Linked DNA regions of Mus musculus: region 2 is linked to region 1. Evidence: chromatin loops called from intact Hi-C (ENCODE). Cell type or tissue: left cerebral cortex. All regions are shown on one strand. Links, peaks and the distances in the headings refer to the core of each region. The heading gives the core; the rest is flanking DNA.

Evidence for each region. Peaks named below come from ENCODE experiments on the same cell type or tissue, not always from the same donor. Only the 100,000 strongest peaks of a DNase experiment are listed, where the experiment ranks them.
Region 2: it touches region 1 in a loop (2.7-fold over the local background); 15 of 42 quality-filtered maps call a loop at or near these places.

The regions. Positions count from the first base shown.
Region 1 is chr16:11,694,652-11,702,605 of GRCm38, forward strand. The region is part of intron 18 of Snx29 (sorting nexin 29); the gene reads left to right. Among named protein-coding and RNA genes, the nearest start is that of 4833415N18Rik, 81 kb to the right of the region's middle. In left cerebral cortex, for the core only: a CTCF peak has its summit at 3,255 (motif pointing right); a DNase peak (open chromatin) is centred at 3,254.
Region 2 is chr16:12,186,485-12,194,438 of GRCm38, forward strand. All of the region lies in intron 2 of Shisa9 (shisa family member 9), which reads left to right. Among named protein-coding and RNA genes, the nearest start is that of Shisa9, 210 kb to the left of the region's middle. In left cerebral cortex, for the core only: no CTCF peak of the experiment used is centred there; a DNase peak (open chromatin) is centred at 3,473.

The DNA.
Region 1 (7,954 bases), core at 1,202-6,201:
GGTGCAGTTTTATGGAGAAGGCGTTCAGCTCTTGCTCCGGTTTTCCAGGTGGCTCCTGAGGTTGCTTTCATGAGCTTAGGGCACTTCATTTTACTGAACAAAAGCTAAAACAGCAACCCCACATAAGAGGGCCCTCCTCATTGGCGTGCTTGTCGGGAGGGTAGTGGGGAGGACTCTCGACCCAAGATTCATGGGTACCACATTAGGAACTCTTGTCATTAGGGCAGGTAAGTGGCACAAGTGTGAGGCTGCTGGTCACCTGGCATCTACATTCTGGAAGCAGAGATTAAAAACTTGTGTTCAGCTTATTTCTTGTTTTCTCAGTCTTAGATTCCAGCCCATGGCATGGGGTCACCAGTGCATTTAATACACACCCCCCACCTCAGTTAATTTACTCAATACAATCCCTCACAGAATTTCTCAGAAATGTGCTGAATAATTCTAGACCCTGACAAGCTGACAATGTTACCTCTCTGGGCATCTAAGATAAAAGCTCCCCAAATCAAGTGAGAAAGGCTGAGACTACTGTCATGGAAGGCCAGCATCCTGAGCACCATGAGCACCAGGCGGCAGCAGTGATGCCATTAGCCCATTTGATAGAGGGATAGAGCTTCCGAGATGTCACACAAGCCACTTGAGATTATATAGCTTGCACCTTACCAAACCAACATTCCTCTGCAGGTGCACCTCCTTCCAGAGGTCTTTGCAGTCAGCCTGCTTGTCCCTTGCCCCAAGCCCCAACTCACTGCTCTCATTTCCACTACTGTGGCCTTCTTGTGGCCACAATGGAGACACCAGCATTTGTTTGTTTAATATGACTCAGAAGTGGAGCTCAGGGAAGGATCCACAGCCCACAGAAGCAGGTACATGGCTGTGATCCGTTTGTCCAGTAAAGAGGCAGCTGAAGAGGAACTGGGCAGCCACATTACGCATCAAGTGTCATGATTAGCAAGGCAGATGTCATTTTAAACAGGATGTTTGCCTTCTTCAATGGGATAGGATCTGCAGCCTCCAGTGTGGCACCCTCTGTCCTCGAGTAGGAGAACCCTAGGCATACTGACTGTTGTACTTATTCATCTAACCCTCCCACTGCCCAGGGCCTAGCACTAGAGTCCAGACCCCAGTACTCCCTGTCTGCCACATCCCTACAGATTAGTCTCATGAACATGGGTTCCAGACCCCCACTATGATAGGAACTGTGGCTCCTGGCTGCCTGCTAAGCTCAGACTTCCTTTTCTTAGATGGCAGCATTCTTGGTGCTGAGAGAAGTGTTGTGGTTAGGAATCTTTGCAGCTGTGTGGCCACTGTATAGTGCTGCTGTAGTCAGTGGTGGCAATTTATGCAGTTGATCCCCTGATGAGCTGAGGGCTGCCAGAGTGTGGCTGTGACCTGCTCAGTAGTATTCACTCTTCAAAGATGCCCTGTACCACAGCTTTTAAGGCCTGATTGTATCACTACATCCAGGATACTCACAGCCAACCTGGCTTTGCTGGCTGCCTCCTACCCTTCCCTAATAGGGGCATAATGTGTCACTGTGGACAGCTACCCACATGGTCTTTCTGGGTTTGCTTCTAGGAAGGGCCAGTCCCCAGGTACTGGGCTGTGGGAAGTTCTTGCCGAGCCTTACTTTTGTCATCTATAAGATGGGATAATTGCACCCACCTCATGAAATGGTTAAGAAACTTAAGTGAGATAGATACAACATTGATGAGGTACTTCCTAGGCAAGTGGCTGAACCTCTCTGAGACAGTTTCCTTCCGTGATTCCCAAGGAGATGTTGTTATGGAGGGTACCAGTGCTCCCGACACCCAAGGAATCCTAGGAAGGGATGTTGTAAATACCCCACAATGCATGTGAATCTACACCATAAGGAATTACCCCATCCAAAATGTAACAGCGCCGAGTCAGGAGGTGCTGAGTGTCTTCCAAAGAACTGTGGAAGAATGCTGTTGATGCCATGGGCTGAGCTGTCCAGAAAGGGCACCTGCCCTCCAGCTGGGGCAATGAAGGTCTTCTCAGAGCACCCCACACCCTGCTTGGAGAAGGGGAGGTCAAGGGAGTAGCCAGCCAGGCTTCCAGTTCCCCATCTTACAGTGAACTGAGGTGGGAGGAGGGCACCTTACCTGGGAACTGGTTCCTGCATCTCTCCCTAGTGTAGCTATGCCGGTGCTGGGGTGCTAGTGAGGCTGTGGTCAGTATTGTTAGGATGGGCACTGTGACCCTCCTCCCATAGATATTCACAGGCCTAACCTTCAACATTGAGTGGTTAAATAAAACAGTGTCTTATTCTAATGTTGGCTATCATTTCTTTTATTGTTTCTGAGCCCTTTTGCTAGTAAGAGTGCTGCCTTGACCTTGGAAATGGCCTTCGTTTTTGCAAGTGGCTTAAGTTTTATCCTTCCTCGGGCCCTAGGGGGCAGAGACACAGAAGATCCTCAAAAGTAAAGCTCAGATCACATGACCCAGAGGCAGTGTGTGTTCCCTATACAGGTACAAGCCCCCAAGGCACACACAGAATTTTACAAGCGTTCTGACCCCAGAAAGCCTCTATCTGATGCAATGATATGGTTTCAGCAGAGTCCTGTGCTCTCGTGCCCCCAGGCCCTATTGCCTTGTGACTTAGTTAGGAAAGGAAGAGAGAGAGTTGGTGTCATTCCTCTCTGGACCAGCATTCCTCTGCACTCTGGGAGGCCTGCTCATTCACTGGGCCAGTTGTTCCTCTCCTACACCAAAGCCACCAGTTCATGCAGACCCTCTGTCTCGCTGAGATCGGCAGCCAGCTCAGGGCTCAGTAAGACTTTAGTCTACATCTGGAATTTTCTTTTTTTCTTTTTTCTTGTGTGTATGTTTGCATGTATATATCCTCATACATTTATGTGGGTCCGAGGACACCCTTGGGTGTTGGTTCTTGCCTTCCACTTGATTTGATCCAGGGCCTCATTACTGTTTTTCCACGTCATGTGTAGACTAACAAGATTCTGGGATTTTCCTGCCTGTGCCTCTCATCTCCCCATTGGAAAGTGCTGGGTCTAGGAAGACTATACATGTCTGGCTCAGGCTCTGGGGATTTGAACTCGAGTTCTCAACTTGTGTGGCACTGCGTGACTTTACCAGCTCTCCATCTGGTGTTTTCTAAAGCACCCACTGCTCTTGGCCTTGTGGGCTGGGCCTTTCACACTCAGGCCTGTGCTAGCCAAGGCCAAGGCCACTTCTGCTTGCCCTGTGGACACCATTGTCAGTTGTGGCTGTGACTGACCTCTAGGTGGCAATGGCTGCCTGCTCTGTAGGTTCCTCTGCCATCCCAGAAAGAACTTATCTCTCTTCGTGCAGCACAGTAGCCAGCACTCCTAAATTATTCCCTCTGTAAATTTGGTTAACACCCTTTGCTCCCTTTGTCTCAGTCGATAAGTTTCAAACTCCAAATTTTCACTGTGTGAGTAGCAGGTGACCTCATTCCCATGTGTCCTGTAAACTCTGTGCAGAGGGTGAGGGGAGGGTCCCACAAGATCTCTTCCTTGGCAGGCAGCATCAGCATGGGCAGACATAGCTTCGGCAGGTAGGTACCAGCAGGGACCCTGCTAATTCCATCTGTCTGCTTCCTGCCCGCATCCTTGTCTTCCTGAATCCCTCTCTCGTCCGTTCATCCATCTCCCTTCCCACCAACTACCTCCAGGGATGTATTGCTGCCAGGAGCACCAAACACCAGTCCTTTCTCCCCATTGTCTGGAAGAGGTCAGAGGCATTTGCACAGTCACACATGCAGCAGATGTCAGTGTGCCCATTTGTTCATTCCCTTTGAAAGGCATCCATTGAACATCTGTCACTGGCCAGGTATGGCCAGGGTTCTGGACGGTGGAGAATAAAATTTGTAGACTGGCATTTTAGAAGAGAGAAGGCAGAAAAGTCAGTAAATAAGCATGGTGTGGACTCATGAAGCCAAAAGGAAGATAGGGAGTAAGACAGAAGGAATGTTAGGTGGGGATGCCACTAAAGCTTCCTTAAGGTGGGGGGAGTAGAGTGTGGAAGAGCCATGGGAGCCATGTGGGCAGAGTCTGGGGAATGTGCAGGGTTTTGAGGCAAGCTAAGGATGGAGAGGCCCTGTATGTAGACACAGGCAGAAATGCCTTAGGAAGATGCCTAGCAGGGGAAGGAGAACAGGGGTTTCAGTGGACTACTTAGTCTGGGCATGACCAGGACCTGGGCCTAGGCTTTCAGGGCTGCAGGGAGGGGTGCCAAGGCAAGTGAGGGTGAGTGAGGTTGGTACTGATGCAGAACTCTATTAGTACAACTGGGGTCCACCCTGGCATACATGATCAGGCAGGGATCTGCTGGACTTGGCTGTAGACAGAGAAACTCTGCTTTCCTCTTTTAAATGTCAAATATTCATATAGGCCATGGTTTGAAAAAGGATTTGGTTGCTTGGAAACAGGCATGGAAGTAGGGCACCTGAAGATTTCTGAAGCTAAAGGTAGCTATTAAATGCATGGCATTTTCTGTCAGAGTTGGCTCTCTGGGCCTTAGTTTATTCATCTGCAAAATGGGGATAGCAGTCATCTTTTGTGGGTATGTGTGTATGTGATTTGCATTTCTCCTCCTTTTAGCCCAGAACCCCTCCTTTAGAGAGAAATGGAACTCATTCAACAAGATGGAGGCTGGGAGGGAGGCAGCATAAACATAGTAGAGATAAACCTTGTGCTCTGAGATCCACAGACCTGAGTATAGAGTCACCACAAGCTCGTCTAGAAGCCTCTCTGAGCCTTGGTCTTCCCTGCATCGTTCTGAGAGGATTAAATGAGACATGGGAAATGGCAAGATGGCAAACAAAGAGCATATCATAATCCGGCAGACACACTCTGACTTTATATACTTAGGCCTAGTGGAGCCCAGTGTATCTGTCAGCTACTGCCATAGTGATGTGGCACAACAAACAGCCCACCAGAGCATCTTGCATGTCCTTGTTCACATATGTGTGGACTCGCCAGCCCGGGACTTAGCTGATCTAGGCTGAGCTTATCACTAGGCTGTGGTGGGATAAGGTCTCCCACACCTCTTATCCTTTGTGTCTTGGACCAGGAGCAAGTCCACTTTGACTGCAAAGGCGCTTCCCAGTACTCTGACATTCTATGGGCCAAAGCGGATAATGTAGCCAAGGTCAGATGCACATTCTATTTCTACTAGGAATCCAGAGTTGCATGCAAGCAGCCTGAGTGTATGAGCTCACTGGGTGTGGTATGAGTGTTGGGGACCAGCTATGGTTCCACGTCCTCTACTCCTTCCAGGTGTCCAAGTGCTGTTGCACACCAGGTTGAAAGGATGAAGTGGAGTCTGGAAAAGGTGGGGTCTACAGGATTCTGTTTGGCTGGGAGCGGGGAGCTTCTCCAAGGAAAGTCTTCCCTGAGATTTTAGTGTTCCTCTTCTTTTAGATGATACTTAATAAAACTGTTCTCTGAGACAATCGTAAGTGAAATAGCTTGTACAATACACTTTATTTGGGGTGACAAGGCTATATATGAATCGTAGAGAGGGGAAAGGAGTTTTCATGGTGAATGGAAATCATTGGCTAGAGTTTAAAGTACTAGGAATGCTTCTTTTGTATGGAGAGGCACCCCAGAAATTCCAGGTACTTCCTGGGTGGGTTCTTATCAGGAAAGAGGAAGTTGAAGGTTTTCCAAGGGCTATACAGTGTGTGTGTGTGTGTGTGTGTGTGTGTGTGTGTGTGTGTGTGTGTGTGTGTGTATGTGTGTATTGGGAAACCTATCTGGACATGGTAGACTTCGACCTTAAGTAGCAGGATTTCCCACCAACTGGGAACCTGGCTGTTAATTTATCCATCATAGTAGACAGATGGGAAAGTAAATCTACAAAGTGTAGACATCTTGCCTAAGCAAAAAGATGCCTAGGTGAAAGATGTAAGTAGCATTTCTTTCCTTTCAGAATGATACTTAAAGATTGATCTTTTTTGTGTATGTATGTGTCATTGAGGTCTTACTAAATTACAATTCCTAGCAGTCCTTATGTGTTCTATAATTCCATGAATGTTTATGTAGCCAATCTCCTGTTCAGGCTTATGTGTAAACCATGTGCACAGTCTCTGTAGAGCAACAAAAGACTATCTCTGGTGATTCCGGACAACCTTGCATCTCACAGTGTTCTGGGCTGCAGAGAATATACAATTCAGCTTCGTGTAGATGGCCTGTTAGCACAGTCAGAATCCTGCCATTAAAACTTTCACAGTCAACACTCTCCAGATTTACACCCTCACCTTTCTTTTCTTGATAGGCTTTAGAAAGGACTAAATCACAGTTATTGGGTCTCGGATAACACCCAAGCATCCCACATCAGTGTCTCTGTGTTCAGAGACAAGAACACTGACCTGAAGTGAGGTGTGGCCTGGTCATGATGCTTTCGAGTTCAGCCACGTTTAGCTGCCAGATGAGTTGGTGCTAAACTTACTGAGAGCCTTCTAGTTTTTAGAATGTTGCCATTACCTTTTTCAGACTTTGTACAGCTCAGACTGGGCTCAAACCCTCAACCTCTTGCCTCAACCTCCAGAGTGCTGGGATCACCTACTCTTGACTTGCTTCATGGATTTTGAGCTGAAGTGTTGGAAAGAAACTGGGGTTTTAGTGGTTTTGCTATTACTTGGTGATGCCATCCAGGATGAGACAGGGTGTTTGTCCCTGCACCTTTAGCATAGGCCCCATCTCCAGGAAGAGCCCTCCATTACTGTTAGCCCATAGCCATGTGGTTTGAAGATAAAGCTAGTCTGTTGGCTGCTGCATCTGGACTCACACATGAACCTCAGCTAGACTATCAGAAGGCCTCGGAAGGGTGTTCAGGAAGAGCTTGTGCTGGACATCCCACAGGGCTACTTGGTCATCTGAAGATGGGCTTCTGGTGCCCTCTGTATGTCTTGTCAGGATTTCCAAAACACAGGGGATGTTGGGGGCTCTTCTGGAGTTAGAAGGGCCCAGGCTAGATCTCCATTTTCTTCCAGAGGCTCTGGGTCCCTATCCCTAATGTGAAATTGTGGTCCCAGAGAGTCAGAGTAGGGTTGAGTCCAGTGGAAAAGGCTATAAATTGGGTATGCAGGTTGGATTCTCAGAAGCTCTGGGCGTGGCCCTGGCTTGATAGAACTTCCTTACTGTGGGTCTAAGATAATCTGTCAGTATGTGTACCTAAGGTCTTTCTATGTGTTTGTGCATACCTGATGGTGTGTGTGTGTGTGTGTGTGTGTGTGTGTGTGTGTGTGTGTGTGTTAGTAGCATGTGTACCTGGTATGTCTCTGTGTGTCAAACCTAGCAAGGGGTATTCATGTGTGAGCACACCTGCCTGATGGTGTGTGTGTGTGTGTGTGTGTGTGTGTGTGTTAGTAGCATGTTTACCTGGTATGTCTTTGTGTGTCAAACCTAGCAAGGGGTATTCATGTGTGAGCACACCTGCCTGGTGGTGTGTGTGTGTGTGTGTGTGTGTGTGTGTGTGTGTGTTAGTAGCATGTGTACCTGGTATGTCTCTGTGTGTCATATCTAGCGAGGGGTATTCATGTGTGAGTGAGCACACCTGCCTGGTGGTGTGTGTGTGTGTGTGTGTGTGTGTGTGTGTGTGTGTGTTAGTAGCATGTGTACCTGGTATGTCTCTGTGTGTCATATCTAGCGAGGGGTATTCATGTGTGAGCGAGCACACCTGCCTGGTGGGTGGGTGTTGTGCTTTTCTTTTTTTCCTAGAGAAGATCCATAGGCTTACTGAGGTTTTCTAGAGGGTTTTGGCCCAGGAAGAAGAGAAACATTTCTAAACTCTCAACTAGGAGAGGCACACCTTGGTGGATCTTGATGGAGGGCTCTTTGGCATCTCACCTTCCAGGTCCTTGCAGAGAAAGTGCCTTGTTTCTCACCCTCAAAGAACTGCTAGAATCTACTTGCTAGAGTCAACTCTGAGGACCCTCAGCCATGAGGCC
Region 2 (7,954 bases), core at 1,416-6,415, 490 kb after region 1:
AGGTTAGGAAATTCTTCAGAGGGGACTTGCTTCCTATTTTTATGCTTTATGGGAGAAGATATATTGAAGTCAGTGGCCATGAACTTTAACAGCATGTGTAGGTGGAGGGAAGACCTCAGTTTCTGCTCAGTGTATTCCAATTAGCGTGCTGTAACATGACAATGAAAATGATAAATCACTCTATAATGTATTGCTGATCTTTCTGGAATTCAGAGCCTACTAGAAGAGACTGATGCGAGGCGAACGAAATGCTTTAAACAGAGGGTGATAATGATTTTCTTTGAGGCAGAGAAGCCAGTTGACCAGTGTATGAATCTTCAGCAGGAATTCATGGTGTGTGCTGGTCACCATACACCAGTTATGACTGTCTGTTCTTATAGACACTTCCTCTTTGTTTGATTCAGCTTCAGAAATTGAATCCAATAAGGGTGATATGCCATGAAATCTTATTTATTCACAATGAAGATCTAGCTATCAAGAAAGCAATGTTAAAGCATGAAAATTGATTCTTTCTCATGAGCCAATCTACATGGGCCATTAAAATCCAAAGATCTAGCTGTCTTGCTCCACAAGAATCCATTAGAGTTAGTTCTGCCATAGCCTGCGTTCAATGACTTTACATTGAGGGACTGCATACTTGCAGTTGGCCAGGCTGTGGGGCTGGGGAGTATTTATACCATGGTAGTTGGCAGGTGTTGCCACCATGTCATTTTTTATCATTTTGATAGCTAGTTGTTAGGTTTATCGATATACCACTGATCTAACGCATGTGTCATAAAATGTGCCCAGACTGGGTGGGTGGAGCATTGTATGTCCTGGAAGGGACATGCCTGATCTGTTCATTCACCCTCTTTACTATGTGGAGACTAGGAACGAAACCCTCTAAGGGTTTAGTATTCTATCCAAACCTTGGAGATGAAAAGTACTTACCTGTTTCCCTAATTCCGTGACTTAAATGACCTGCCCCTGTTCAGGTATTCACCTGTGTTCTGGAGCTTCTAGGTTCATGTGCTATCTATCATGCAGTAGGTTTTAGGTTCCATGGACTTTGGTCATGTGCATGTTAAAGGGGTGAGAGATGAGACATGAAGTAAATGAGAAGAGGCTGCTCTCACTAACTGACTTTAGAAATTGTCATTTAGTGTCTTTAAAAAAAAAAAACCCAATAGGTTTAGTGATACTTGAAATTTATGCCCAAACTGGCCTTCAGCTGACCCCAGGTCTTGCTTTGGACAGATAAGGACAGCAGAAGCCACCACTAAGTGGATTTTGCTCTTTTTAATTAGGCATATAGTGCCAAAAATAAGTTTCTTTCATTAGTGAAAATGAGGCTCCTTCATCAACTTTCATATTATACAAAGGAAGAAGGGAAAAAAATACAGGCAACTGTGTGTAGGGGGGGAAACCTAGGCAAAGTAAACAATTATTTTGATTTATTGATCCCTTAGAGAAGACAGAGCTTTTGGCAGAACACAGAGCATCTCTCTTAATTAGTGTCATGATTTTGGGGCAGTTATTAACAACACTGTTTCTCTAGCTTTGTTGTTTCTGTTAATGTCAGCTATGTTCCCTGCTCTCCTCACTGTAAGCAGAGGACTACTTTTGAGGGAGTAGAGTTAACAAAGACTCTTGGTCTCTAGTCAGGAACTCACAGAAGGACATTGATCATAGCATAGGAGAGTTCTGGGTGCAGCCTTCATTTTTCAAGCCTCAGTTTGAATACTTAGTGAGCCTACTAAGCCTGGGCTTGGCTAGCTCACCTATGAAGTGGAATACTTGCCTTCATAATTGGCAAGAGGGTTAAAGATGAGGTGTGGAGCATGTTGTATGGTCATATGACAAATGAGTCATACCAGTGACTAGACATGGATTTCTGCAATTGGCTGACAGATGCAGAGTCCATTAACCCAGGAGTGAGGAGTGTGTGTGTGTCTAACTTCTGTTGACTGTCTCCAAAGGATGAGTGACTGACTACCTTTAGTTCATTTCAAATCTATGTAAAACACCCAAGATATTGACAACATTCCTCTTGGTGGAGGTGCAGAGAGCTGCAATAAACAATAGGATAAACTATGCACAGTCACTGAGCATTTAATATCTGTGACAATAAAATCCCAGCGTGGGGTGGGGGTGATACTTACTGAGCACCTACCATGTGTCAGCTCTTGCTATGGGCTTGGAAGTATTTTCAGTAACTAAAATAAACACACAAATAAAAAAACCCAACAAAACAAACAAACACAAAGCCTATCCATCCCCATGGGTCTGTGTCATAACCTGCCATACCAGGAAAAACCAGTGAAGCTGGCAACACTGGATGCCACAGTGTCTTAGTTAAAGGCAATTTTATTGATTTTTTTCACTCACCACTGAAGTCCACCAGTAAGACATTAGCGGCATAGCTGCTGAAGCCAATGCTGATGGAGCTCAGCAAGTGAGAAAGCATCTCACCCAACGCTTTGAGGTAAGGTTATCACACCTGAGATTCAGAGCAGTTAGGAAAATTGTTTAAGATCATGCAGCTTCATGGTGACAGAATCAGGTTTCAAACACAGATGTGTCTGCCCTGAACTTGTAACGCTCTTATCTGTGACTGATGAGAGACATTTGGCCTGAAGTTTCAAAGGTGTCATCCTATCATGTTTGGGAGGGTGTGCTATGATATGATGATAAAGGCAGAGGGACAGTCTTTCAAACAGTCCTTCACTCTACATTCTGGGATAGGTTCCTGGTCAAGATATCTGGAGAAATGCCTATCTTAATTTTAATTTGCTGGGACAGGAGGAATGTCTAATCTTACTGAGTTCCTGGAACCTGTTATTGCTCTAAAAATCTCCTTTTAAAAAATGAATGAATGTATAAGGATGTGCCCTTGATTGCAATTGATCTCTCTGTAGAAGGTGCAAGAGACTTTGGTTATTGAGCACAAAGGACCAAATGAGGCTTAATCTCCATTGCCAACTTAATTGATTTGAAAGATCCCTAGGAAATTAGGGAAGTGTATCTCAGGGCTCCTCTGTGAGGGTGTTTCCAGAAGCAGAATGAGGAATCCGACCCCATGAAGGCATTAATCCCTTGATGAGTTCACATTATAATGGCTTTATTGGTGAGAGGTCAGAGGAAGGACCTTGTTGAAGGAAATAGGACACTGGGAACATAGCTTTGGGGTGCATCTTGTCCTCAGGTACCCCCTTTTCTGTCTTTATTTCCATACCATATTATATCATACCCTTCCCACTATGATGAACTGACACTTTGGAAATGTTAAGCAAAATAAGGCACCCATTTTTATGCCTTGTACATTACACGTTTCTTTTTAAGTGGTAAAAACTAATAGGAACAGCAATGTGCATTGTTTGGCTGAGATACTGTGGTCTTTGAGCAACAGTTAGTAGATCAGTGAACCATGCTCTGATGCTATAGAAAAATGGCAGTGAAATAGTAAGCAGCTGGGCCAGATCAGGAAGCATCTTGGGCAGTGTGCTAAGGATACTGGGACTTTTTCCAAACCCCATGGGGAACCACAGAAGAAATGTTATATAAAGCAGATGAAGGGTAAGACAAGATTCTAGATAGAGCCTTCAAGAAGAAAGCTTTACCCGAGGTCAAACCACAAAATTCTTACAGAGTGGCAACTAGAAACCTTGGGCTGGTACGCACCTTCCAAGCCACCCTGAATTTTCTTTTGTTTCTTTTTTTCCTTTAAATTTTATAGTATTTTTTTCCCTTTATGGAATGATTTTCTCACATATTACAACCTGACTATGGCTTCATCTCCCTCAACTTCTCCCAGGTCCTTCTTGGCTCATCTAGATCCATTCACTTCCTATCTCATTAGAAGATGAATAGGATTCCATGAGATAATACTATAATATGTATAAAAATAGAATAGAATATACAATAATGGAAAAAAAACAAACAGAAGGAAAAGAGCCAAGCGAAGGCATAAGAATCAGAGGCTCACTTGTTTGCACACTCAGGAGTCCCATCAAAACACTAAACTGGAAGCGATTATATATACACAGAGGACCTGGTGCAGTCCTGTGAAGGCCAGGTGCTTGACATTTCAATCTCTGTGAAGTCATATGAGCTTTGCTTATGCTGATTTAAAGGGCTTTGTTTTCTTGGTGTCCTTTATCCCCTTGGCTATTATGTTCTGCCTCCTCTTGCTTAGGATTCCATGAGATCTGAGGGGAAAGATTTAATGGAGACATCCCATTTAGGACTGAGTGTTCCAAGATCTCTCACTCTGCATAATGCCTGGGTGTGGATCTCTGTATTTGTTCCCTTCTGCTGTGGAGGGAAGCTTCTCTAGTGATGGATGAGCAAGACACTGATTTTTAAGTATAACATTTCATTTTTTCCCTAGGTCCCTGGGCTATCTAGTCTCAGGTTCTTGGTCATGAAAGTATTTTAGGGTTTGGGTTCCATCTTGTGGAGTCAAATCAAATACTGGTTAGTTACTCCCACAAACTTTGGGCCACCATTGCCCTAGTATATTTGGAAGGCAGGACAGCATTGTAGATCAAAATGATTATGTCTAGTTTGGTGTTTACATTTCTCTTTTGGTAGTATGCAAAGTAACTTCCTTTACCAAAGAGACTAGGACATAAAGATGAAGGCTCTATGTAGGCACCAGCTCAACTTCTCTATGTTCAGTGAGCTACATAGATGTTGTCTTGAGCCTTGCTATCTGTTTGTGGAGAGGAACTTATAGTCTTGACAACAGCCTGGATTGTTTGGGGGTTTCCATGAGGTATCTTTGGCCAACAACTCAATTAGATGTAACCAAAGCTTGATACTGGAAGCCTCATTTGGTGACAACAGATGTCCTGTTGAGGATCTGTCTCCCTCACTACTTGGTGATTTGGTTTGATCGCCTTCATACATGTATATATTTTAGGAAGCTTCTACTATGTTATGTTCCCATGCCTCCTCTCACATTGCCCTTAATTTTAGCTGCTCTCCCTGCATTCCTTCTCTCATCCCCCTTTTCTGTCCCCTTTCCCACTTGATCCTCCTACTTCAGCCAAACCCAACTATCCTTAGCTATCTATTCTATTTCCCTTCTATAATGAGATCCATCTGCCCTCCTTACTCTCTACCTAACCTCTGTGGCTCTACAGATTGTAGATAATGCCCTCATATAAGTGATTACATATCATACTTGTCTTAGATGCTTTTTATCCACCAATTAACTTGCTCCTTTTAAAAAAATTAACAGCTGAGCAATACTTCATTGTGGAAATGTATCACTTTTTTACAAATCCATTCTTCTGTTAACGGACATCTAAGTTGTTTCTGATTTCTGGCAACTGCAAATAAAACAGCAAGGAACATGGTTGAAAAAGTATCTCTATGATAAGATGAAGTGTCCTTTGGGTATATGCTCAAAAGTGGTATGGCAGGGTCTTGAAGTCATTCAGTCTCCGTATTCTTAACTATCCCACTGATTTCCATGTAGCTGCTCAAGTTTGCACTCCCACTAGTAATGGAGGAGCCTTCCCCTTACTACACATCCTACCAGCATGAGCTGTCGCTTGTGTTATTGATCTTAGCATTCCCTGATGGCTAAAGATGTTGAACATTTCTCTAAGTGTTTTTCAGCCATTTGAGTTTCCTTTTTTGAGAATTCTAGTTAGATTTGTACCCCATTTTAAAAATTGGGTTATTAGTTTTCTTTATTTCTAGTTTCTTGCATTCTTTATACATTTTAGATATTATCCCTATATCAGATGTGTAGTTTGTATAATTTTTCCCATTATATATGCTGCAACTTTGTCAGAATAACAGTGCTTTGCCTTGCAGAAGCCTCTCAGTTTCATGTGGTCCTGTTTATTAATTGTTGATCTTTGTGCCTGTGCAGAAAGTTGTCTACGGGCCAATGCATTCAAGGCTATTCACCACTTTATTTATCAGGTTCAGTGTATAGATTTTATGTTGAAGTCTTTTTTATGTTGAAGTGTACTTCTGGCTTTTTTTTAAATTAAAAAGCAAGTATCCATAGGTGTATAAAGTTATGTCTAGGTCTTCAGTTCTATTTCATTAATCAACATGTCTGTTTTTTGAGTCAACACCATGCTGGTTTTATTACTATAGTTCTGTAGTACAACTTGAAGTTAGGGATAGTGATACTTCCAGCAGTTTCTTTATTATTTTAGTATTGTTTTATCTATCTTGTTTTTTGTGTGTGTGTGTTTCCATAAGAAGCTGAAAAATGTCTTTTAAAGATCTGTGAAGAATTGTGTTGGAACTTTGATGGGGCTGCATTAAATCTCTAGGTTACTTTTGATAGGATGGCCAGTGTTGTTATGTTAATCCTAGTGATGCATGAGCACGGGAGATTTTTCCATCTTCTGAGATCTTCTTCAGTTTCTTTCTTCAGTGACTTAGAATCTTTACCATACAAGTCTTTTACTTGCTTAGTAACATTTATCCCACAAGATATTTTATATTACTTGCAGCTACTGGAAAAGGTCAACATCCTGATTTCTTTCTCGGCCCATTGATCTTTTGTGTATAGGAAAGCTACTGATTTTTGTTCGTTGCCTTTATACCTAGCTACTTTAATGAAAGTGTTTATCCATTGTAACAGTTATTAAAAATGGGATTTTTAGGGTAACTTACGTATACTTTCATATCATCTACAAGTAAAGATACTTGTACTACTTCCTCTTCAATTTGTATACCTCGATCTTCTTCTTTTGCCTTACTGCTCTCGCTATGATTTCAAGAACAATATTGAATAGGTATGGAGAGTAGACAACCTTGTCTTGTTCCTGATTTTAGTGTAGTTGCTTTGAGTTTCTTCCCATTGAAGTTAATGTGGAATTAAATCTTGCTACAACCTGCCTTTACGGTGTTTACGCATGTTCCCTGTACCCCTAATCCCTCCTGGACTTTTAATATGAAGGGGTATTGGATTTTGACAAAGGCCTTTTCTTTTCTTGATCATCTCTAGTGAGATGATCATGTGGTATTTTTGTTTTTCACTTTGTTTATGTGGTACTTTTACATTGTTGATTTCAGTTTCCATGAGTTTGTAAGCTTTTCTGTTGTATCTACTGTTGTTGATATTCAGTTTTAGTCCATTGTGGTTAGATAGGATGCATGGTGTTACTTCAATTTTTTTTTTTTTTATTTATCTGTTGAGGCTTGATCTTTGGAAAAAGTTTCATGAGGTGCTTACAAGAAGATATATATTTTTTTCTGCTGAGGTGAAATGTTCTGTAATTATGTTAGGTCCATTTGGTTTACAAAATCTGTTACTACAGCATTTCTCTGGATTCAGTTTAGTTTTTGTCTGGATAATGTCTATTGGCAATTGTGTGGAATTGAAGTCTCTCACTATCAGGATGTGAGAGTCAATGTGATTTAAGCTTATAGTAGTGTTTCTTTTATGAACTTGGGTGCCCTTGTGTTTGGGAGATAGATGTTAAAAATTAAAATGGCCTCTTGGTTGATTTTTTTTTCCTTGATGAGTACATAGTGTCCTTTTCTATCTCTTCTGATCAATTTTGCGTTGAAGTCTACTTTGTCAGATACTAGAATGACTACACCAGCTTGCTTCTTAGGTTCATTTGCTTGGAATATCTTTTTTTCCACATTTTTACCCTGAGGTGATGTCTATCCTTGATATTAAAATGTACTTCTTGGATCCAGCAGAAAGATGGATCCTGTTTTTGTTTGTTTGTTTTGATTGTTTCTTCGTTTGATCTTTTAGTCTGTGTCCTTTTATTGCGGATTGTGACTATTTATGTTGAAAGATATTAATGAGCAGTGTTTGTTGATTCCTGCTATTTTGTTGTGGTGGTGGTGATGGTGGAGGTGGTGGTGGTGGTGGTAGTGGTGGTGGTGGTGGTGGTGGTGGTGGTGGTGGTGGTAGAGGTGGAAGTGGAGGAGGTGGTGGTTATGATGTGTGTGTTTGTGTGTGTGTGTGTTTTTAGTCTTCACT